2 separate regions of the Homo sapiens genome follow, and region 1 is linked to region 2. A link is an interaction called in ENCODE POLR2A ChIA-PET data of the cell type or tissue named here. Cell type or tissue: GM12878. All regions are shown on one strand. Links, peaks and the distances in the headings refer to the core of each region. The heading gives the core; the rest is flanking DNA.

What was found. ChIA-PET counts read pairs that join two places held together with the same protein. Peaks named below come from ENCODE experiments on the same cell type or tissue, not always from the same donor. Only the 100,000 strongest peaks of a DNase experiment are listed, where the experiment ranks them.
Region 1: POLR2A ChIA-PET joins it to region 2 with 10 read pairs; 3 of 35 experiments call an interaction of 5 or more read pairs at or near these places.

The regions. Positions count from the first base shown.
Region 1 is chr22:35,047,253-35,059,972 of GRCh38, reverse strand. No RefSeq gene overlaps it. Among named protein-coding and RNA genes, the nearest start is that of ISX, 13 kb to the left of the region's middle. In GM12878, for the core only: no CTCF peak of the experiment used is centred there; a DNase peak (open chromatin) is centred at 5,721; H3K27ac peaks cover 2,708 bases.
Region 2 is chr22:35,123,638-35,136,357 of GRCh38, reverse strand. All of the region lies in intron 4 of LINC01399 (long intergenic non-protein coding RNA 1399), which reads left to right. Among named protein-coding and RNA genes, the nearest start is that of ISX, 64 kb to the right of the region's middle. RefSeq lists enhancers at 686-1,222, 4,862-5,031, 9,030-9,289, 9,300-9,359, 9,400-9,449. In GM12878, for the core only: no CTCF peak of the experiment used is centred there; a DNase peak (open chromatin) is centred at 7,537; H3K27ac peaks cover 4,147 bases.

The DNA of each region.
Region 1 (12,720 bases), core at 3,673-8,672, 77 kb after region 2:
CATAAGTGAGAACATGAGATATTAGGTTTTCTGTTCCTGTGTTACATTGCTTAGGATTGTGGCCTTCAGCTCTATCCATGTTGCTGCCAAAGGACATGATCGTCTTCCTTTTTTATGGCTGCATAGTATTCCATGCTGTGTATGCACCATCTTCTCTTTATCCAGTTTACTGTTGATGGGCATTTAGGTAGATTACTTGATGCTGCTGTTGTGAATAGTACTGTGATGAACATATGTGTGCATGCGTCTTCATGGTAGAATGATTTATATTCCTTTGGATCTATACCCAATAATAGGATTGCCGGATTGAATGTTACTTCTGTTTTAAGTTCTCTGAGAAATCTCCAAACTGCTCTCCACAATGGCTGAACTAATTTACATTCCCACCAGCTGTGTATAAGCATTCCCTTTTCTCGGCAGCCTTGCCAGCATCTGTTATTTTTTTTACTTTTTTTTTATAATGGCCATTCTGACTGGTGTGAGATGGTATCTTATTGTGGTTTTGATTTGCATTTCTCTAACAATTAGTGATGTTGAGCATTTTTTATATGTTTGTTGACCATGCGTATGTCTTCTTTTGAAACGTGTCTGTTCATGTCCTTTGCCCATTTTTTAATGGGGTTGTTTGTTTTTTGCTTATTAATTTGTTTAAATTCCTTATAGGTTCTGGATATTAGACCTTTGTGAGATGTATAGTTTGCAAATATTTTCTTCAATTCTGTAGATTTTCTGTTTACTCTGTTGATAGCCTCTTTTACTGTGTAGAAGCACTTGAGTTGAATTAGGTCCTATTTGTTAATTTTTGTTTTCCTTGCAATTGCTATTGGTGTCTTTGTCATGAAATCTTTGGCAGGGGTTATGTACAGAATGGTATTTCCTAGGTTATCTTCCAGGGTTTTTATAGTTTTAGGCTTTACATTTAAATCTTTAATCCATCTTAAGTTGATTTTTGTATATGGTGTAAGGAAAGGGTCCAGTTTCAATCTTCTACATATAGCTAATCAGTTATCCCAGTGATGGCAGTGGTGGCCTGTCTAGAGTGACCACTGCCATGATGCCGGCTGCAGTGGGAGAGGTGCAGCCAGGGCTGTGCACTCCATGGAGCCAGTGGGATTGGGAACAGGCAGCAGACCCTCCCCTTTCGGAGTTGGCAGGGTGGGAGCTTCGCATTCCCTGGACACAGCTGTGGCCACACAGCTCCAGCTGAAGACCCAGGCGTCCCTGTGCTTTTGGGAGGTAGTAGCAGGCACCTTCCCAGGCACAGCTTCAGCCACCCAAACTGCGGCTGTGGACCCAGGCATCTCTGCATTCTCAGGTCCCCCTGCCCCTGCAGGCTCAGAAATGTCTGCTCCCACTACCTGGCCTCTCTCCGCCCCCAGCACCTGCTCTGCAGGTTTGAAAATGCCTGCTTCCACTGCCTGGCCTCTCCCTGTTCCTGGTGCCTGCTCTAATCTCGGAGAAAAGTTGAGGACAAGCCAGGGTGCTGTCACAACCTGGCTGGGTATGTGCATGCTGGGGACAGTGCTGACATGCCAGCCCCCTGCCGCCTTGGCCTGCTCTAGATTTTGGGTGCTAATGAGCATGGGAGGGAAGCCGAGGAGGGTCTGAGGGTAGCTCAGTGCTGGCCTGCAGGCACCCCTCAGCACCAACAGCATGAGTGTCATGAACAGCAGCAGGAGGCAGACAGGCTTCTGAGCAGAAAGGGACGGGTCTCTGGTGAAGCCTCACCTTCAAGCTGAGGAAGCCCTGAAGCCTAGGGGCTGGGCTGCCAGCCCTATGAACCAGAGTGGGAACTTGTGCTTTTTCTGGGCCCACCCATGGACCAATCAGCACGTACTTCCTTCCCTTTGAAGCTCATAAAAACCCCAGACTCGGCCAGATTTAGAGAGAAGATGGGACAACCAGCTGCAAAGAGGAGCTACCCACCCCAAGGTCTCCTCTCTGCTGAGAGCTGAGATGATGGGACAACCAGCTTTAGAGAGGAGCTATCCACTCCAGGGTCTCCTCTCTGCTGACAGCTGAACAGTCATCAGAACATCCTGGCTGCAGAGAGGAGCTACCCACTGCAAGTCTCCTCTGAGCTACTCTATTGCTCAGTAAATCTCCTTTTTGCATTGCTCACCCTCCACTTTGCACATACCTCATTCTTTCTGGGCATGGGACAAGAACTCTGGACCTGCTGAATGGCAGGGCTGAAAGAACTGTAACACAAATGGGCTGAAACACGCCCCTTGCTCATCACGTTGCAGGTGACGAGGAGAGAAGAGCTGTGGACATTTGGGGAGCCTGGACCTAGATGCTCCCTGAGCCAGGGCTGTGACACCCTCTTTGGGGCTCTGAGGTTCCTGGTGTCTCCAAGCTTCTGGGTGCCACCACATTCCCCAGTGCCAGCTGTGAAAGCTGCTTGTGGGACACCTGGTCCAGCCACAGCCTTACAAGGAGCTGGCACCCATGCCAGCACCTAGAGCTGCTTGCCTTGCCACAGCCAGTGTGCCTGGCTGTGCACATGGGACACAACCCATGCTTACTTGCTCACACAGCCCTCACCACTCCACTTGTCCTTGGCAAGCATGGGATCTAGGCCAGTAGTGCAAACTTAGCACAACCTGCCAGGACAAGTGGGCCCAGTGGTTTCCAGCTGGCAAAGTGACACCCCAAGGATCCCGTAACACCATTTATTGAATAGGAAGTCCTTTACCCACTGCCTGTTTTGTTGGCTTTGTTGAAGATCAGATGGCTCTAGGAGTACAGTTTTATTTCTAGGCTCTCTATTCTATTCCATTGGTCTGTGGGTCTGTATTTGTACCAGTACCATGCTGTTTTGGCAACTGTAGCCTTGTAGTATAGTTTAAAGTTGGGTAGTGTGATGCCTCCAGCTTTGTTATTTTTGCTTAGAATTGCCTTGGCTATTTGAGCTCTCTTTTGATTCCATATGAATTTTAAAATAGTTTTTTTCTAATGCTGTGAAGAATGTCATTGGTAGTTTGATAGAAATAGCATTGAATCTGTAAATTGCTTTGGGTAGTATGGCCATTTTAATAATATTGATTCTTCCTATCCATGAGCATGAACTGTTTTTCATTTGTTTGTGTTATCTCTCATTTTTTTAAGCAGTGTTTTTAAATTCTCATTGTAGAGATCTTTCACCTCCATGGTTAGCTGTATTCCTAAGTATTTTATTCATTTTGTTCTCACTGTTTTTATCATAGAGAAAAACCTTTCCTAGAAGTCTTCTAACAAGTTCCCTTTATTTCCCATTGGCCAGGATTGTGTCACATGTCCCCACTTAAACCAGTTGCTGGCAGATATAATGCAATTACCATTACAAGTTGAATTACTCAGCATTTGCTCCCTTGGACTATGCAGTGGGACAGCTTTCCTTACCACTCTCTGGAGCTTAGTTCCTGGGAAAAATTGGGGTTTGTCAGCCAGAAGAAGACAGGTAATTGCTGTTTGGGGGGTGTGACCAATGGTATCTGCTTCAAGGTGCGTGTGACAGACAAAATGGTTTTTCTTGTCAGAAGATGGTGCCAGAAAAGGCATGTGACTGCATGTATGGGGCATTAGCACTTCCTGAGCAATGGGAGACATGGACTAATTACCTCCTGCAGTTCATGGGAGAAGGTAGAAAGGAAGAAGAGAAGGAAGGGAAAGCCGCTTCTTGAGTGTCTGCCCTCTGTTTATCCTACAGCATGCCTTCACATTTGTTTACAATTGGACTATGTCCTAAGCACGTTGTATTTTGGCATTTGACCCTTCTTGAGTGTCTGCCCTTTGTTTATCCTACAGCATGCCTTCACATTTGTTTACAGTTGGGCTATGTCCTAAGCCCATTGTATTATGGCATTTGACACACAGCTTCCATTGGAAGTGGGAGTTATAATCCCTGTTGCACAGTTAAAGAAACTGAAGCCCACTGAGGCAAGTGACTCACTCAAAGTCTCTCCATTATCTCCTAGCAGGAGGCAGAGTCCCAGCTTTAACCCAATCTTTCTATCGCCCAATCTCAAGTTGTTTCCACCACTCCACAACTCTTTTCTGAATTATTTTTCCGTCCTAAGTTTTAAGAAAGAGCTTTCAAAGAAACATCTCTGTGAAGATCTCACTGGGTTGGTTGTTGAGAGATTTGAGGCCTGTAGGGTTACTACTCTCTACTACTTCCCTCTAGAACATTTTTTCCAGGGACTGACCCTCTGTGTGTATCTGAGATTATGTGATACTGTCTTCCTGAGCAGAAGAGGGCTAGGTCATATGTGCTGAAGGATCAGGGACAATGAAAGGAAGATAGCCTATCATGGGGATGATCTGGTGAGAGCATCAGTAGTTCTCAGTGGACCCTTAGTCCTTGTATTATTTATTTGCCCTTGAGATCTGCATTTGACATGGCTTCCTAGGGAAACCAAGATACTTTAGTCTGTCATTCTGAGCTCATGTTTGACTGATTCTTTTTCACCCCAGATTTTGTTGAGAACATTTGAAGCCTGCCGAGTTCTAAGCCCCCTTGCTTGGGAAAGAGATCTGGTTCCTCCCTGCAGGCTGGGCAGATCCTGGAGAGAGTTACAATGCTCAGAGCACAACATAGAACATAGAACAAAACCCTTTCAGGGTTTAGCAACCAGAGAGTCTGGACTTGACTCAAAGTGGACTCACATCCCTCTGGGTGGTTATGTTCAGGCTGCTTGGACCTTGAGTTGTGTATGATGGTTAAAAGCCTCCATTTATATCACATATTTCAAGTTAGTCATAATAATGTCTGAAGAACAGAATGTCAGGGTTGGCGTAGGATTTTCAGGGTCCCATTTAAACTGCTCTGGAGTAGAACTAATTTACCATAGATCATCTCCTTATGAACAGATGTGTCAAGCTGAGTAGACAAACTTTCACCAATGGATTTATAAAGCACTAAGCATTAGCACATGGCATGAATCTGGGGAAATTATCCGCTCAACCCTTCATTCAGCAAACATTCTTTTGGTGCCTACTATGTGTCAGACACTACACTAAGTAGGAGAGATATATTGAACCAGACCGACATGGCTCCTGATGTGGTCATAGATCAGAGAGGACACTAATGATAAACAAATAGAGAAGTGATAAAATAGTTACAAACTATGGTAAGTAGTTTGAAGGAGTCAGTGCTGTAAATTGTATTACAGTTAGCCTTTCTTATTTATTACTAAATTTAGGATGGTGATTTTCACCCACAGACAGAGTGATAATATGTCTCCCATCTTAACCCTTGGTATTGCCATGCTTAAGGCTATTAATTCATGGTTGCATCTCAAAAGATGGGGCTGTTGAGAAAAGGGGAATGGAACTTGCAAATTGCTGAAAATTGCTTTTTTGAGAAACTCTTGAAATGCTGAGAGACACCTTGGGTACACTCCATTACCACTGTTGATGGGGTTGTCGGAAAATTAAAACTGGCTTTTAGTTCATTTTAATTTGAGTAGCTGTGGATTTTGTCCTTCATTCTTGGTTTGATAAATAATGTCAGAAAAAAACCCAAAACAAATGAATAAAGAAGTAAAACAATTCTTAAACTGCGGCCACTGTTAGCTGTGTGAAAAGGGGTTTGGTTTGGAAGTGGCACAATAATCAATATAAAACTTAAATCTTGCTATATAGTCATATTGCATCTTGTTGGGGATTCATTTTCAAGGATGTGACTCAAGGTTATGAACGTTAGAATTACAGTACTCCAGGAAGTCCCTTAGGTAAGTACCTTACTGAGATGTGTGCATTGGCTCTGGGGAAGTCCCAGGTGGCAAGTTTTTCTTCTCTAGAGTTGGAAGAAATGGCTGTTTCTTCAGAAAAGTCCTAGATGGGACAGTTGGCTTGTAGAGTTCATGTTTAATCTCTTGACTTAGACTTGTAGTGGCGAGATGAGAGACCCAGAGAAAGGACTGATGGAGGGCTCAGTCCTGTCTTATGCTCACTCAGGATGGTGGCTTCCAAGGCCCCAGCTAGGTGATTCTGCAGCTTAGAATCACCCAGGGAAAATGTTCACAAAGCTGGGCACAGTGGCTCATCCCTATAATCCCAGCACTTTGGGAGGCCAAAGTGGGAGGATCACTTGAGCCCAGGAGTTCAAGAGCAGCCTAAGCAACATAGTGAGACCCCATTTCTACAAAAAAATAGAGAAAAATCAGCCAGGCATGGTGGCACGCTTCTGTGGTCCTAACTACTGGGGAGGTTGAGGCAGGAGGATGGTTGAGTTCGGGAAGTTGAGGCTGCAGTGAGCCATGATTGTGCCACTGTACTCCAGCCTGGGTGACAGAGTGAGACCATGTCTCAAGAAAAACCACACAAACCCCCATAAATTCTCTGTGGCTGGGCCCCACCCACACTAATTATGTCAGAATCCTTTGGGGAGAGAGCTCACACACAACTTCAAGCTAATACATCTTTCAGGGAGAACATATTCTGGGGATGGTTACCCTTAGCAGGAATTTGGAGGGTGAGATTTCTGAGGTCCAGTTTCAAAGTGATACCCTAAATCCCTGCTTCTGAAACTTCAATGTGCATTGAAATTTTCCAGAGTCTTATTGAAAGTGCAGACTCTGATTCTGTACGCTTGTTTGGTTAGACCTGGCATTTCTAACAAGCGGCCAGGTAATTTGCCTGCACCCATTGAGTGGCAAAGCCCTAGGTGATACGTGGAATTAAGTACTGTGACATTTGAGAAGTGTTTCCTTAGAGCGTGACCCCAACCCTGGCTGCACATTAATATCACCTGGGTAACTTAAAAAAAATACCAGTGCCAGGTCTCTCCCCCTGGAGTCCTCCTGATTCAGTTGGTTTGGGGTGGTTCCCCAGCGGCAGTAATTTAAAGAAAGTTCTCTAGGTGATTCTAATGTGCAGCTACGGTTAAGAATGTCTGCTCTAGAGGCTTGCTGTTTTTTTTTGTTTGTTTTTAGCTTGAGATCAATGCTGCTCAGTAGAAATATAATGCATGTGAATTACTTACCTGTGACTCTGTGATAAATTACCCAGGGCTTAATTATTCACACCGTTTCTGAGGATCAGGAATCCAGGAGCAGCTTATCTAGGTGGTTCCAACTCAAGATCCTGCCCGAGGTTTTTGTCAGGATGTAGGCTGGGCTGTGATTACCAGAGACTGGACTGGGGCCAGTGAATCTGCTTCCAAGAAGTTTCCCTAACATGGCTGTGGATAGAGACTCAGACCTCGCCACATAGGCCTCTCTATAGGGCTGCTCATAGCATTGCATTTAACTTCTCCTGGAATAAATGAAGAGAGAGAGAGTGAGCAAGCGAGACAGACAGCAGTTGCAGTCTTTTGTAGTCTAATAGTGGAGTGACATACTGTATTAGTTAAGGTTCCCTGGAGAAACAGAACCAATAAGATATATGTTTATAAGGGGAGAGTTATTATGGGAGTTGGCTCATGTGATTAGGGAGGCCAAGAAGTCCCATGATCTCTGCCATCTGCAAGCTGGAGAATCAGGAAAGCTGGCAGCAGAATAATTCAGTCCAGGTTTGAAGCTGACACCTGAGAACTGACTGGGGATGGGGATGGTGGATGGGGTACTGGGGTAAGTCCCAGAATCTGAAGACACAAGAACCAGGAGCTCCGATATCCAAGGAAGGGCAGGAGAAGATGGATATTCCATCTTAAGGAGGGAGGGAGGGAAAGGGATGGGGGGTGGGGGTGGGGAGAGGGAGAGAGAGAGAGAGGGACAGAGAGAGAGAGAGAGAGAGAGAGAGAGAGAGAGAACAAGTTTGCCATTCCTTTATCTTTTTGGTTTATTTGGGCACTCAATGGATTGGATGATGCCTGCCCTCATTGGTGAAGGCCATCTTCTTTACTTAGTCTACTGATTCAAATGCTAACCTCTTCTGGAAACACCCTCAAAGACATACTCAGAAATAATGTTTTGCCAGTTTTCTGGGTATTCCTTAGCCCAGTCAAGCTGACACATACAATGGACCATCACCCATGTCATCACTTCAGAAGTATTCTATGTGTCATGCAGGCCAACCCTGATACCTCTGAGGCAATGTGGGAGGGACTACACAAGGCTGTGAAGACCAGGAGGAAGAGATCACTGGGGATCATCTTGAAAGTGGTTACCATAATGCATGAAAGTAATTTCAAATTCTCTAGTGGGCATAATAAAAAAGTAAAAAAAGATGGCATTGATTTTAATAATATATAGTATTCTATTTACCCCAAATATTCAAACATTATCATCTCAACAGGTGATCAACATAAAATTATGATAATGATGATAAAATCATTATGAATGAGTTGTTTTGCATATTTTCTTTCTATTTGAACTCCTGTGTATTTTACACTTACAGCACACCTCACTTTGGATTTGCCACGTTTCAAGTGTGCAATGGCCAAGTTTGTTTCCTCTCCTGAACTCCATATGTGCCTCTTGTCTGGATGGATCCAAATGGCAGATTATCCTACTTTGTAAAAGGATCACCTTCTATTTTTCTCCAAATGATAGACCCATTGGTTTACTTCACATTCCAGCTAAACTATCTGCCAACTTCCCTCTTATGAATTGAAAGTTGCATTTCTCAAGCTTATATTTTGTATGAGGAGCCCCTGGGTTTTTCAACACATTTATCCCACATTATTGACCTTTTTATGCCACTTGTGCAAAAATTTGTCAGGCACGATGTAAGAATTACAATAGCAATGACTGATTTTGGCCTTCGACTCAGTGGAGAGAAACTAATTATGTGGAGAGAAACCAATTATGGGCTAAACTACAGGAGCTCATTATGAATCCCCACCCTGCCACAGGTGCTTATGTAGAACTTGCACCTCAACACAGCATGAGGGCCAGGTCGGCAGAAATAGTGTCCTGATGAGCCAAATAGCAATTCCAACTACAGCACAAGAGCGATGTACTTCCGTCCCTGCTTCCTTTAACGGGTATTTTATGACTTGAAAGATTTTTGGATGAGCTGAATGCATTACTGTTTGCTATAGCGAACAGAAAGTTACAAGTCTTTTCTATGCAGATGACATGGTTTTATTGTCATGAACCAGGAATAGCCTCATTACTGTCAGAAAAAAGTGGCTCAGGATGAGCTACTCCCACCCCCCAATTGTCATTTTTGGCAGATGTCCTCCAACATTGAGTTGGCTTTTATTCAACAACCTGTGAATTGCATTCACTCGTTTAGTCACTTAGGGTTCCATTTTCCCACTAAGCCATTCGAGGGACTCACCAGGAGGTTATATTTGCTTAACATTAGGCATCTTATGGGTGCAGTATTAGGAATTTTCTAAGTCCTTCTTGGGAGATTAGTAAAAGGTACTTTGAAAAACATTGAAGCTAAAATGATCATGGCTTAGCTTGATCGGCTAGGACATTTTTTTCTTGTGTGGGAGCAGATCCATAGCCATCTTCTCTAGGAAAACAGCTTTCCACAGGCATCCCATAGGTATTGCCACGGGCATTCCCATGGTATTCTCACAGGTATCCCCACAGGGGTTCTCACAGGCATTCTCACAGGTATTCTCACTGGTATCCCCACATGCATTCTCGTAGGTATACTCACGGGTAATCCCACGGGCATTCTCACAAGCATTCTCTCAGGTATCCCCACAGGCATTCTCACAGGTATTCTCACTGGTATCCCCACATGCATTCTCATAAGTATTCTCACGGGTAATCACACAGGCATTCTCACAGGCATTCTCTCAGGTATTCCTACAGGCATTCTCACAGGTATCCCCACAGGCATTCTCACAGATATTCTCACTGGTAACCACACGGGCATTCTCACAGGCATTCTCTCAGGTATTCCTACAGGCATTCTCACAGGTATCCCCACAGGCATTCTCACTGGTATTCACACAGGTATTCTCACTGGCATTCCCACAGGTATTTCCACAGGTATTCCTACAGATATTTCCATAGGTATTCCCATAGGTATTTCCAAAGGTATTTCTATAGGCTTTCCCACAAGTATCCCCACAGGCATTCTCACAGGTATTCTCACTGGTATCCCCACATGCATTCTCATAGGTATTCTCACTGGTAATCACACGGGCATTCTCACAAGCATTCTCTCAGGTATCCCCACAGGCATTCTCACTGGTATTCACACAGGTATTCTCACTGGTAATCGCACAGGTATTCTCACAGGCATTCCCACAGATATTTCCACAGATATTCCTACAGCTATTTCCATAGGTATTCCCATAGGTATTTCCAAAGGTATTTCTATAGGCTTTCCCACAAGTATCCCACAGGTATTCTCACAGGTATACTCACTGGTATTCACACAGGTATTCTCTCAAGTATTCCCACAGGGATTCTCACAGGTATTCTCACTGGTGATCGCACAGGTATTCTCACAGGCATTCCCACCGATATTTCCACAGGTATTCTTACAGATATTTCCATAGGTATTCCCATAGGTATTTCCAAAGGTATTTCTGCAGGCTTTCCCACAAGTATCCGCACAAGTATTCCCACAGGTATTCTTACTGGTATTCACACAGGTATTCTCACTGGTATTCACACAGGCATTCTCTCAAGTATTCCCACAGGCATCCCCACAGGTATTCTTACTGGTATTCACACAGGGATTCTCTCAAGTATTCCCACAGGGATTCTCACCGGTATTTATACAGGCATTCCCACAGGTATCCCAACAGGCATTCCCACACGCATTCCCATAGGCATTCCCACAGATATTTCCATAGGTATTCCTGTAGGTATTTCCAAAGGTATTTCTATAGGCTTTCCCACAAGTATCCCCACAGGTATTCCCACAGGTATTCTTACTGGTATTCACACAGGTATTCTCTCAGGTATTCTCGCAGGGATTCTCACAGGCATTTTCACAGGCATTCTCTGAGGTATCCCCACTGATATTTCCACAGGTATTCCTACAGATATTTCCATAGGTATTCCCATAGGTATTTCCAAAGGTACTTCTACAGGCTTTCCCACAAGTATCCCCACAGGTATTCTCACTGGTATCCCCACAGGCTTTCTCACAGATATTTCCACAGGCATTCCTACAGGTATTTCCAGAGGTATTCCCATAGGTCTTTCCAAACGTATTTCTACAGGCATTTCCATAGGCATTCCCAAAGGCATTCTCACAGGCATCCCCACAGGTATTCTCATTGGTATTCACAGAGGTATTCTCATGGGTTTTTTCACTGGTATCCCCATGGGTATTCACACAGGTATTCTCACCGGATCTCCACAGGTATCCCTTCGGCCTCTCTTTGGGCAGAGGTTGGTCTATTAATTGATTAACACACTTGGATCATCCCTCGGCTGGTAACATGGAATATCTGTGTGACAGGCCGGTGCTTGCTATAGACTACAACTTCAAACTGTTTGCTCTCCACGTCGTATCTCTAATTAGCTGGAGAGAAAAGCACTCCGAGAATTCCTTTTAGAAGGTGAATAAGATCTTGAGGAGGCTCTCATGATGTTCCTTTTGTGAGGGTCCATGGTTAAATTCTCCTCAGACTACCACGCCAGGGAGAGCCCACTTCCAGGAGCAACTGGGCCATTTTCTGTCTTTTAGAATCACTGTCATCCTGACGGCTTGTAGGTGGCTGTGTTTCTGTTCCCTCCAACCCCCATGGCTACCAGAAACTAAGCTGAAAAATTCATCTGGCCAGCTAGACATGGTGGCTCACGTCTGTAATCCCAGCATTTTGGGGGGCCTAGGTGGGTAGATTGCTTGAGGACGGGAGTTTGAGACCAGACTGGCCAACATGGTGAAACCCTGTCTCTATTTAAAAAAATACAAAAATTAGCCAGGCAAGGTGGCACGCACCTGTAATCCCAGCTACTCAGGAGGCTGAGCATGAGAATTGTTTGAACCCAGGAGGCAGAGGTTGCAGTGAGCCGAGACTGTGCCACTGCACTCCAGCCTGGGCAACAGAGTGAGACCCGGTCTCAAAAAAAATAAATAAAAATTCATCTGGCTTCCTGGATCTTAGAATATGCTGGGGCATCTTGCTGCCTCCCTCTTCCTTTTCCTCACCCTGGTTTCTTTATTCCTTCCTTTAAAAGATGGGCTGTGTTGCATGTATTCAAATCAACCTCTTCAAGCCTTTTCCAGGATGAGGCAGTGGTGCAAATAAATACTAAGAATGGAACAAGACATTAATCATCTTAAACAAGTAAGGGGTATAGAGGGGACTGGGACTGAGGTATCCTTCCTGCCTAGCCAGTGCTTTCCTGTCAGACTGTGATCCAGGCACACGGGTGTAACAGAAAACTTTAGCTGTCGTGGAGGCAACATACTCCTGCCCCAACAGATAGGAGTCATGGATAAAATGTAAACACAGAATCTTTGATCCATGGGGAAGTTCTAAACACAGACTGCCGAATGCTGAGGGACTTCAGCAGAGGCAAAGAAGAAATTGCCTCTGACACACGTGCATGTGTGTTTGTGACGTGTGTGTGTAAGTGTACTCAAATGTGGACAAGGAGAACCCGAACCTTTCAGCCTGGCAAACAAGCTATCACTATCCACTCTCTGCCTCTGTTTATTTCTCTGCACCAAGTCTACTCAAGTGACTTCTTGTCCTGTGACAGTCAGTGCATCATCTGGGTGACTTTTTCTGTCCTTCCTGGCTGGGTCAGCTTCCCTCTTCTGTACAACCCCACTTCTCTGTATCCCTCAGCTCTCGGAACGTTCTACTACTATAGTTTCCATAAGCTGGCATGCTGTTTACTTGTGGAATTCCCCTGC
Region 2 (12,720 bases), core at 2,788-7,787:
CACTTCGCCCAGCGAAGTTCAGATTCTTTAAATCAGCTGAGGTCACAGAGCTAAAAAGTCTCAAACCTTGGATTTAATGAGCTCCCTCTCCCTATTGGTTTCTGCATCTTCTCCTAAGGTCAGAATTGCCACTAGCCTATGTGGCACATTTGCACACATTAGAAGACGGTGCATTTCCTCAGGTGGATGAAACCCCACACCAGCGTGCACAGCTTGCTGAGCAGAGCCCAGGCTGTATTGCAACCCCCCTGGCCCCCTCAGCCGAGCACCGTTGTGCAGTGTGGAACTTCAACAAACATACATGGCAGCCCTGTCCAGGTCTGTCTCCTAATCCTGTGCTCTTCAAGACACACTGGGCCTTCTTGCAGCCAGATAGAATCACCTCCTCTTTTGCCTCCTTCACAGACATTCCTTCCATCCAGTGGATAAGTGGTTGGATGAGAATCATAGAATCAGAGAAGGAGGAGATAGAATTTGTATTATTAAATCCAAGCCTCTCATTTTATAGATGAGGATATTGACAACCAGGAGGTGGAAGTCACAGCCAAGGACACATCTTGAGTCATGAAGAGAAACTGTCAACTCACTGGCCTCCCGACCCTGTTTGCATCTCACCCTCAAAGGGTTTTGGCCTCAGCGCTTGCCCGCCGGTCTCTGGAACCCTATCCAAATGGTAACAACATCTAGGCTGTGACCAGGCCCTGATGTTCAATCTGGAGTTCCTTTCCTTCTCAGGGTGCCTGAGAGTTAGGGCTTTCACCCTTCACCCTCAGTTTGCCAAAGTCTCTTCTTAAGACACAGAGAAGGAAATTTGGTAAATTACTTTCTCTTTCTTGTTACTCTCAAAGAGCAGTGCCACTTCCCTGCGGTTAGGATTAAATGAAAGAAAGCATTTGATGAAAGGCACAGTCACTCCCCTGGGGCAGGCGAAAGGGCTATTCCTTCTTCTGTCCTCTACCTGGCCTCCTGCTTTCAAATACAGATGGAGCCATTCTCCTCTAAGATCTTCACGCTCAGGAAATCAGGGTTGTTGGCAGGGGAGGCATTCAGAATATTTAACCACCAGCAGGACCTGGGCACTGTCCAAGCAGGGCTGATGCAGGCGATAGCTAGAGCAGAGTCCTAGAGCCCCCCTGTGGCTCCTGAGGCTGAATGAAGGGGGGCGGGGGAAGGTAATGGTGGTCTAGTTGGCCCTGGGGGAGGGGCAGGGTGGCAGAGGCTCAGAACAGAAATGGTTCAATGACAAATGGTCTGCCTGTCCCTGTGCCTCCAGACTTACAGTCAACCCTGGCTGTTGGTGAGAAGTGGGTTAACCTCTGATGCCTACCCGCCAGGCACCTTCCCCAAGTCTGGGACAAGCGCCACGGTGGAAGAAGGTACTCAGGCTGAGGGGCCTGCGGCCCTCCCCTATCAGGTCAGAATTCCAGCTGGAGGCTTTCCCTGGGACAGCATGAGGTGCCACGGCTCCTCCCTTTACCTTTTCACCCCCGTGCCCTGCTGGTGACCCAGGTTTATGGGGCAGCCTATCTTCTCCTACAGTTGCAGGGGAACCCTTATCACGGTGCTGATTACACTAACAAGGCAGAGACACCCGCCCTGCTCTGTTGGGAGAACAACATGGAGCTCTAATTGTTTTATGGCCTCTTCACACTGAGAAAAGAGAGGAGAAATGCCAGCCACCTCCATCTGATTTCTAAGGCTTCTATTCTACAGTTACCTCCTTGTCAACCACTCCTGAGTCCCAAAACCCTGGTGTGGGGGAGCCCACATAGGGAAGGCACCTGAGAGCTGTCTGAGAGTTTCAGGGTAGTTGTGAGAAAACATCCCAAAACTGGCTTTTCCATTTGGTGAAAGGAAGCGGTGAAAGAAATCTAGCTCTCCTAGATCCAGACAAAGCCCTCATCTTGATGGTCCTCTTGCCAGGCCCTATAACAGGCACTGCGACTTCCCCGAGCCCAGCCAAAGCAAGGGGCCGCACAAAGCCCACCAGGCTGAGTAGAAAAACTCACGCTTCTCAGGAATATACCGGCATTCCCTCCATCAGCCAAACTCCAAAGACTGACATCTGTCATCTCCTGGTGCCTGCAGCAGTCCAAGGAGTGGGTGGGACTGGGGAGGGTGGAGGGAGGGCAGGGAGAAGTAAAGATTATTATCCACACTTCGTGGTTGAGGAAACAAACTAGGAATGTTAAGGGACCTTCCAGAGACAGCGAAGAGAAGAGCTGGGATTTGAACTCCAGTCTCTCCTTTTCCCTCCCCTTTCCTTCAGGGCCCTCCTCTCCCCTCCTCTTTCCTCTCCTTTCCTCCTCACCCCCACCTGCGCACACGCGCACACACACGCAGGCACACACACATGCACACACACGCACATTCGCTCACCTCTTTCCTGGGTCTTTCTCAGGTCGCCTCTCTCTCCTTCCTCCTCCCTTGTCTCCATCTCATCCTGCTCTCACTCTCTGTTTTCTGGCTGCCCTGCTCCATCCCTCTCAGCCTCTCCCTTGCTCTCTTTCCTCACCCCTCTCCCTCTCATTTCTCTTTCAGTCTCTGTCTGCTTTTTGCATCTCCCGCTGCCTGCTCGGTGGATATTATGCTTCCCCTTCTCTTCCTTTCTCCCGCAAACTGCTTTGACATGAGGGTCCAGGAAGCCTCTGCTTCTCCCTGTCTCCTCTGCCAGTGAGCGTCAGAGCTCCCTCTGCTTGGCATAGGGGCCCTGCCCCCAACTCGACTGCAGAAGCCCAAGCTGGCAGCGGACTCCATGGGAAGCACATAACCTGTTCCCTGAGTGGACTGGGACCTAGCCTTGGTGTCTCGGTGCCTTGGTGCCAGAGCCTCCCCTCGACTTCCTTAGCCAAACCATTAATTCCTTATACTTGTACTCAACAGTGGCCCGGTGCGTCTGTGAAAACACTTTCATTCTATTATTTTATTTTGATCTTCAGAACTGCATTGTAAGGCAGGCTGAGCAAGTTTGATGGTTCTCATATTACAGAAGGAGATATGGGAAACTAGCCTTTATCAAGGGCTTTCTCTGTGCCAGTCACTAAACACACACCTGTGAGGCACACACCAGCACTCCTGCTGACACTGGGCATCTATGTGCAAATTAGGAAAAGATGCCTACTCATTGGTACTCTTTCTTGCTACCTGCTTGAAGACCGTAATAGTAAAATACAAATCCATGCTGCTGCTGCTATGAATGATACCCTCTAGAGTTGTGCAGTGCACGACCTGCACACATGTACGTGGTGGCTCTAAACAATAGCAAACCTGCCAAGGAGAGATAATTGCTTGAATTTTGCATACAAGGATACCGATTCTGATCCCACCGTCTCAAGACAGCAGACTTCCCTTTCATTCCAACAAGCCTCTTGGTCCCCTGGTTTGGTTTTCCTGGTTCCTGGATATCAGCTGGGTTGGGAGCCACTAGCAATCTCTGATCCTCAGCCTTGATGTGTTCAGTTCAGGTGGTTCCATGACACAATGCAAAAGGCACCAGGCTGGGGGTCAGGATATTTGGCTCAAAACTAAGCTCTACCACTTACTAGCTGTGAAACCTTGGATTAGTTACTTTAACTTCTTTAAGCCTCAACTTTCCCATCTATAAAATGGGAAGAATCATGAATACTTTCCCCACAAGGTTGTCTGAGGATTGAGTGAGATAACGGATGTGAAAATAAATGACATATGGTAGACATTAATAAATGTTTGATGAATAAAATAATTCATGAATAAATACAGCGGAAAATATTGCTTCATAGGAGAAAGTGGACATAGGAGACTGTATTAAGAGCCAACGCTCCTGGGTGAATTCCTGGAGTCAGAAAAAGGTTAGCTGAGACTTTAGAGTCGGCAAGGTGCTCCTGTCACCCACAGACCCCCAGTCTCTCGGCACCCCAGGAACAACTGTCTTGAACTGCACTTTCTGTTCTTGTCATGGCCTCCACACTCATATCTCAAGGACCCAGAACATTCTGGAAGAGAGGAGTTAGTAGGCACTAACTAGCTCTTTTTTTTTTTTTTTTTTTGAGACTAACTAGCTCTTTTAACACAAGGTAGCTTTGACTTGTCAACATCTGGTCTATGACAGAATACCTTTCTTTACACCTTGGGAACACTCTTAGAATGTCAGGAGTAAATTAAAATTCTGCAAATCAAATTCTATTTTTGTGGCTCTAACTCAAATCTTCTTGATGGTGTTGTTTTTTAATGGGCAGATGAATCCTCAATTATCTGGCCTTCATCTGCTAGAAGCATTGTTTGCTTTATTGTTAGAAAGCTTAGAGTCAAATCTGCGACCACTTTGCAGTAAGTGGCTGGGACTCTGAGCAAATCCCAGATCTAAGCCTCTCTTCCTTTAACTTCCCTTTGCTTATTTTGCTATCTCCTTGTCTATGTCATTAGGTGCTTTATCTTGTGTCTCACGTATATCTTGGTACACTACCTTAAATCCTTTGGGGAACAAGGCAGGGCAGAGATAAAAAAATTTAATTTAAATGTGTCAGGTTAGTAGAAGCAAAGTCCACCCATGAAACTGAGATGATTCTGCAGATGCAAGGGTGTTATCGGGCTTCCCTTTGCTGAGCCTCCCCCACAGCCTCAGAGGCTGCACTGAAAGCTGGAATGAATTCACAAATGAATACGTGGAAATCTTGAACCAGCCCAGAGACTTGCAAACTGTGATCCGTGCAGCTTAAGCTTTCTGTGGACCTGACCAGAGCTCAAGGCTTCTGGCTCCCAGCTTCCACTAGAGCCATCTGCATTTCCTGTTTTACTTATTGGGCCTCCACATGAGATTAAAGGAAGTGTTCACAGCTAAAGACATCCTGAAAAGCCACAGAAGGAGGTGGCCTCTAGAGTTCTTTCAAGTCCTGCAAGTTTGATTATAACTTTCCTTGTCAAGCTTTTTTTTTTTTTTTTTTTTTTTTGGAAAAGGGTAACACTCTGAGAGTCACCCTTGTGCTCTGGAGCTGTCACCTCAAGGACTCTAAGATCTCAGTTCTGGGCTCTGGCCAGGGTGAAGCCAGTCAGGCTTCTAGGATGTAAAATTAAGGAGGCATGTGCTCTCAGGATTGGGCAAACGCTGGCCCTGCCGTTTAAGGAATGAGCGTCTCCTTAAGTTTTGCCACCGCCCCCTCCCCGCACTCCCCATGGACCTGCCTTAGCTTGGCCTTGCTTTAGTTGCCTTTCCCCTCACCCTGCATTTTGCAGTCTTGGATCTTTAAAATATGCTTAAATTCTACCTGTGTTTTGAAACACAACCACCATCACAACAACCTTGGCCCCACGCTCCCTTGTGGCTGCCTTTGCCTGCCCCCTCCCCTTGGCTGCCACACTTCTTCAAAGGTTGCCTGTACTTTTGGTCCCTGTTCCTTCTCCCCATCCTCTCCCTCCTCAACCCACCCCTATTTGGATTCTTCCCCATTGTCTCCAACAAACAGCTCTCAGGGAGGGCATCATGGACATTCTCCACGTTGCTAAAGTCCTGGACACTTTCAGACCTATCTCCTTGAATCAGCTCCCACTTGACTTACTTGATACAAAGTATCCTGGCTCAGCTACTAGTTCTCTGGATTCTTGTCCTCTGTCTTCTCCATTATGGTTGAGCATCCTTTACCAGGCACTGAATGTTGATTTTCCTCAAAGCTCCATCCTGCCTCCTCTGCTCTTCCTCACTACCTTCTCATCTGCCGCCATGCTTTCAGTTGCCACCTGCATTCCCTGTCTTCAGAATTTATATCTGCTCTCTCTGCTGGGTTCCAGACCAATATATAAATTGTCCTTTGTCATCCCTACTTGGATGTCTCCAGTGTATCACAAAATCCACATATTCAAAACTGAACCCATGATCTCCTTGTTCTCCCTCTCCACACCACCCCTAAAGACCTAGTTCTGTTTATTCTTTCTTCTAAATATTTTTATAATCACGAGCTAGCTGATATGGGAGAATATTGAGGCAATATAGGTGGGAGGAGTCGTGGAGGCTGCATGACCTTAAATCCCAAGGAGAGGGAAAAGTTATTTAATTGTCAAAAATATGACAGGACTGTCAAAAATAAATTAGATGAGAAATATACGTTGCAAAACGTGAGTCACCATTCTGTTCACTCAGAGATGCAATATTCATGGCGAACTTTTCATAAAAAAGTATAAGCGGCCGGGTGCGGTGGCTCACGCTTGTAATCCCAGCACTTTGGGAGGTTGAGGCGGGTGGGTCACCTGAGGTCAGGAGTTCGAGACCAGCCTGGCCAACATGGCGAAAACCCATCTCTACTAAGAATACAAAAATTAGCTGGGCGTGGTGGCTCACGTCTGTAATCATAGCTACTTGGGAGGCTGAGGCACGAGAATCGCTTGAACCTGGGAGGCAGATGTTGCAGTGAGCCGAGGTTGCGTCACTGCACTCCAGCCTGGGCGACAGAGACTCTGTCTCAAAAAAAAAAAAAAAAATTATAAGCACCATGATGAAATCTACTGATGATAGCACTTGATGAAACTGGTGGAGTAAACTCCATCACCACATTTGAGAAACCGCTGTGCCATCCCCTACCCTACTCCCAGTCCACCAGTGGGGAATTTCACTGAGCTGCGGGAGATCCCCAGAGGTGGCTAGTGACAGCAAAGCTCTACTTTGCACATGCTGTTCCCACTACCTGGGATTATTTTTCCTTCTCCTCTCCCTTCCCAGCTCCTCTCTATTCTTTTCCCCTGACCAAGTGTTACTCATTCTTTGTTTTTTATTTTTTTTTGAGATGGAGTCTCGCTCTGTTGCCCAGGCTGGAGTGCAGTGGCGCTATCTCGGCTCGCTGCAAGCTCCACCTCCCGGGTCCATGCCATTCTCCTGCCTCAGCCTCCTGAGTAGCTGGGACTACAGGTGCCTGCCACCATGCCCAGCTAATTTTGTTTTGTATTTTTAGTAGAGATGGGATTTCACCGTGTTAGCGAGGATGGTCTCGATCTCCTGACCCTGTGATCCGCCCGCCTCGGCCTCCCCTCATCCTTTGGTTTTTAAGTTAAATGTTACTTCCTCTGAGAAGCCTTCCTAGAATGCCCTTCCTAAGATTGTTCTGGGGTAGAGTCGGCCAATGGAAGTGCTCATGAGAAGTATAAGCCATGGAAGAGGAAGAAGGTTTTGCTCTCCAGAGGCATAGCAGCCGGGGAGGTGTACAGGCTTGAGCCTGGAAGCTTCCAGGGGAGCTTCTTGAGAGTCACCTACATCAGGGTCGCAGGTGGAGGAGCTTCTTGGTGGCCTCTGGGTGAGCTCCTGAAAATCACTCCCTTCAATGCTGCTGATAATAAATAATATCGATCTTCCCCCAAAACCATAAGCTCCGTGTGGTCAGGGTCACCATCTACATAATACATGACTGTATCCCCAGGTATTAGACTAAACTAAAACAGAGCCTATGTGGTCCCATTTAACAGATTAGAAGACTGAGAGCCAGGGTAGGTCACAAGATAGTGGCAGAGCCACTGTCAACCTACTTCTGAGTGCGTTCTTTCTTTGCCATGAGAACACTAGAAATGAAAGAGGGAAATGGCTTAAGTTTGAAATAGCTTTTGAGTCACATTTTCAGGTGTTAAGGCTCCAAATCGAGATGCTAGTCACACTGAAACTGAATCACAGGCTTCTCACTAATACCACTGAGTTATGATCACCATGTTCCAGTTGACAAAATTATTTCTTATCTTTGTGTTTTACAGGTATAACAATAAAAATTATTGTCAAGGGTATTATTACAATTTTTAACTACTAATGGAATTAAAATGTTTGATGGAGTATTGGCAACAAAAATGTACTCCTCACAGCATGTAAGAACTTTTTATTTATCATTTCTGGGCTTTCCAGTTGCTATAGCAATAAAATTCATACTCACCAGGATTATTACCATTTTCAGCCACTAATGGAATTACTATTTTTGTTTGTTTGTGGTTTTAGACCTTAGAGTAAAATGTAATTCCATCAACGGTATTGAAAATTTTAATGTCCTTAAACATTACCATGAAAGATCAACATAATAACGGAATTCCTCTAAGCTGATGATCACTCCCCTTTCAGCCACAAGGTCTTCTTGTTTCTCTCACTATGAGATCCAAATTTGTTAAGAAAGCATTTGGGGCATTCATTCATTATACAAGTATTGAGTAAGGCCCTGTGCTAGGGGTGGAGGCTGCAAAGACAAGTAAGACGTCTGGCATGGTAGTTAAGGATTCAGGCTTTGGGACCATCTGAACCTGAGTTTGAATCCTGGTTCTGGTGGGTGGCTCTGGGCAAGTTATCTAACTGCTTGAAGTTTCTGTTTCCTTATTCCAAAAGAAATGAGGAAACAATTCCCAGTTTGATGTTGGGTGAAGACGGAAAGAGACTATCTTTGCAATGTGCTTGGGAAGATGCTTGGTGCAGAATAGATGCTCAATGAATGATGGTGGTTGCTGTGTTTGTGGTTGCTGATGCTGTAGTCACAGCCCAGCCCTTTCTCTCAAAGCATTTGTTTTTAAGCAGGGGACATTCCATAGTTCTGACATGTGCTACACAGAGTATCTCAGGAGAGCTGTCTAATCCAGCTGGGAAAGGTCAGGTGGCTTCCTGCTGGAGGTGACTCCTAAGCTGAGTCTTGAAGGATGGGTGGTATTGCTACACAGGGAGAAAAGGAGAGGACTTTCCAGGTAAGTGCAAAGTCAAGAAAGCTAGTGAGAGCTTAGTGCCTGTGGGCGGGAGAGCAGTCATCAGATAGAGAGCAGTGGGCTTCTCCATGGGCTAAGCGACCCCCACCAGGCAACTCTGACTTTGAGCATTTCCCCAAACTCCTTCCTTCTCAACATGTGAAAATCCATTAATCATAATACACCATGCTTGGAGAGCCTGCAGGCTGTCTTTGGATGAAAGGAAGCATTATCATATTAACTAATTACATGAATTAAAATAGATTAATTAAATAAGTGGCTTAATGAGATTAGTGCATTTATTATTTAAGTATCCATCACTACTATTGATAATAATAATGGATTCTGCCCTTATAACAGGTGACAAATCTGTCAGCAAGCAGTGGGGTTTAAAAACCGCAAAGGGGGGTCACGTACATAGGGTAGACAGAGGATGCTGCAACTCCCCTGGGCTTGTCCCTCGGAATCCCATGGTGACGAAGGCCAGGATGTGGTCAGAGCGCTGGTTTTCATCCCCCCCACTTAGGCGACCTCTCAGAGTTTCGGTTTCCTCACCTGTAAAAAGGACAGGGGCTATCTCAGCTTAGTGGGATTCAGTGATACTAAAATTAGATAATGTTCCCAGCCAGATAAATCTGGGTTTCCCCCAAAGGAGAGCCTGGGTCAAAGGATAATGAGGGAACCCCCTCGTTGCCACTCAACCTTGCTATCTCAGTAAATTCATCCACTTGGCCACTGAAGATGAACAGCTGCCATTTGACTGGAATTCACCATGTCCACCAACACTGGACATACCAGTTCCCTGGCAACATCTACCACTCTTATCAAAAGGATAAGAGGTCATGGTATTAGCTCCCCTTCTTTCCTGTTTTTATTCCCCCGATCCTCACGCCTTCATTCTGGGATCACATTCCCAAATAAACTATCCACATAAACTTTTGGGGGAATCCAGGATAAACATCGGGAACTGAAAGTGTCCCTTGAAAGCAATCCTCCAGATGACATTTTGGAACTGACGCCTGCAGAGGTGGCTGCCCCAGGCTTCTCAGAGATGCTGGTTTGCTTTCCCTACACCCTGGCCTGCCTCCCTCCCAACAGCATGTGGCTTATTGCCTCTGTGGAGGGTGGGTTTGCCCATCTCACATAATAAATATAGCTAGCTGCCCTGCCTCCCTAAGCCTTCTGGTCCCTTTCTCAATATTGTGCCAGAGCAGTTCTAGCATCTTCACTTCATCTAATTATACTTTGGGAGGCTGAAGCAGGTGGATCATTTGAGGTCAGGAGTTCAAGACCACCTGGCCAACATGATGAAACCCCGACTCTACTAAAAGTACAAAAATTAGCTGGGCGGTAGTGGTGTGCACCTGTAATCCCAGCTACTCGGGAGGCTGAGGCAGAATTGCTTGAGCCTGAGAGGCGGAGGTTGCGGTGAGCCGAGATCACAACACTGCACTCCAGCCTGGGTGACAGAGTGAGACTCTATCTCAAAAACAAAACAAAACATAACAAACAAAAAAACTTCAACAAATAAATCACCGTGCTCCAGCTACAAGGAGCTGTCCCAACAGAGTGTTAGGATGGCCCCCAGTATCCTTGTTAAAACAGGTCACAATTGAGTGTCCTTGTGTCAATACTTCTACCCTAACCCGTGAGAGTCTTTTTGGCTGGGTCTTGCAACTCCTTCAGTGTGAAAACTACCCCAACCCAGAGCTGCATTTGTGTGTTACTGCTTGCGTTGTACCTAGACTTTATTCTGTTTATCATCCTGAAAGTAATGAGGGACTGTAGGGGTAGATCTTGAGGAGGACAAGCATGAATTTGTGAGATACCAGCCTCACTCTCTGCAGGCTCTCTAAGCAAGGAAACATAGCACTGCTCTGTAGAGGGGAGGAGGATGTTTCTTTCTTTTTTCTTTTCTTTTCTTTTTCTTTTTTCTTTTTTTTTTTGTTTGAGACAGAGTCTTGCTCTGTCGCCCAGGCTGGAGTGCAATGGTGCAATCTCGGCTCACTGCAACCTCTGCCTCCCGAGTTCAAGTGGTTCTCCTGCCTCAGCCTCCTGAGTAGCTGGGATTACAGGCACGTGCCACCACTCTTAGCTAATTTTTGTATTTTTAGTAGAGACGGGGTTTCACCATGTTGGCCAGGCTGGTCTTGAACTCCTGACCTCAGGTGATCCACCCGCCTCGGCCTCCCAAAGTGCTGGGATTACAGGCATGAACTACCATGCCCAGCTGGAAGAGGATGTTTCTATCGGCCTGATATGTTCACAGCATGTGGGGTCCAACATTCTCAGGCTAGTTTACCTAACTGTCCTCGTTCTGAATTTTAGGGTCCCATTCATTTCCTCTGAGACCTCTGATGATCACAGGAGTCTTGTGGCTGTGCATTTAGGTTCCTCTGTAATTCTTCCACTCTTATAGTCAGATCCAGGCCGGATTCTCAGCACGTTTTGCCAGGTAGCTTCAGGAGATGAGAGTATCCTTAAATAGTGCTATAGATGGAGCACAACTCTGCCTTGAATTGACAGGTTGGCTTATCTGAGCCTGTCATTTGTCGTTTTTAACGTTTCTCAAGCAGTTAAGAAAAGCTGGCTCACTGCACAGTCTTCATAATTACTCTTACCCTTAGGCTGGTCAAGTGCCACAGTCATTACACAATTCAGAATTTCACTATCCAGCTGTACCTTATTCTGTTCAACCACAGATGGAGGCCTGAGTGGTTGTGATGCTACAGAATTTCAGGGGTTATTAATAGCTGCAGAATGTTAACTTTCTGGATTGCTTTCCAGGGCCACTCCCAGTACTCAATGTCTTTGCCTGGGTTTCCCCAAAGGTTTATGTGAAGATAGTTTATTTGGAAATGTGATCCCAGGAAGGAGGAGCGAGGATAGCAGGGAATAAAAACAGGAAAGAAGTAAATCCAGTACAAAGACCTGCTATCCTTTTGATGAGTTTGGCCACCTCTAAAGAGGACTACTTATTCAATTTCAGAGTTCCTTTTTTTTTTTTTTGAGACGGAGTCTCACTCTGTCACCTAGGCTGGAGTGCGGTGGCAAGATCTCGGCTCACTGCAACCTCCACTTCCCAGGTTCAAGCGATTCTCCTGCCTCAGCCTCCCAAGTAGCTGGAACTACAGGTACATGCCACCACACTCAGCTAATTTTTGTATTTTAAGTAGAGACAGGGTTTCACTGTGTTGGTCAGGCTGGTCTCAAACTCCTGACCTCAGGTGATCCGTCCACCTCGCCCTCCCAAAGTGGTGGGATTACAGGTGTGAGCCACCGCGCCCAGCCCAGAGTTCCTTCTAAAAGCCTTCTGGGTTAGGTTTCAGAACCACCTACTGGAGGAAAGAAAGAGGGTGTCTGTCCCCTGCTGGTCAAGAATTGTCTGAAGAGGGTCAGCTGCCCTGCACTTCCAGTTTGCATGTTAGTGAGTGTTGAGTGGATTTTTCCCAGGTACCTGGGGTCAGGAGGTGAGAAATGCATAGTAGGGGCCTGAGATAAGGCACAGTCAGGTTTAACACTCATGAAATTGGTCTAAACCTGCACAGTTCTGCTCTTCACAGCAGTGGCTGGAATAAGAGATGAAGCTGATAAGATTTGATGTGATGTCCAAGGAGTGGCCAGTATGTGAAGTGTTTTGCAAAGTTTCTGGTACAAAATAAGAGAACAATTTAAAAGGCAGTTACGATTTTGTATCCCTGGTTACATGCCTTCAATAAATAATGGATGAAGGAAAGAAAAGAGTAAGTCCCTGGCCTTTTGTAAGAGGGTCTCACATGTATATTTAAACGGCTTAGCTCACATGCTAGTGCAATGTGAGTGTGGGACGTCTGAGGGGTGTCTGTCCACATTCTACAAAGATCTCTGTGCTGAACCAACAGGACTTTCCACTGATATTCTTGAGAAGAGATTTTGGCCTATGTCTCCAGAGGAGCACACTTGAATAAACTCAGGTGGCCTGGGGAAGTATAGCCTAGTGGTTATGATCATGGGCTCTGAGACTGCTCAGGGTTGAATCCAGACTCAATCACTTATTAAAATGTGTGTGGGCAATGTCTG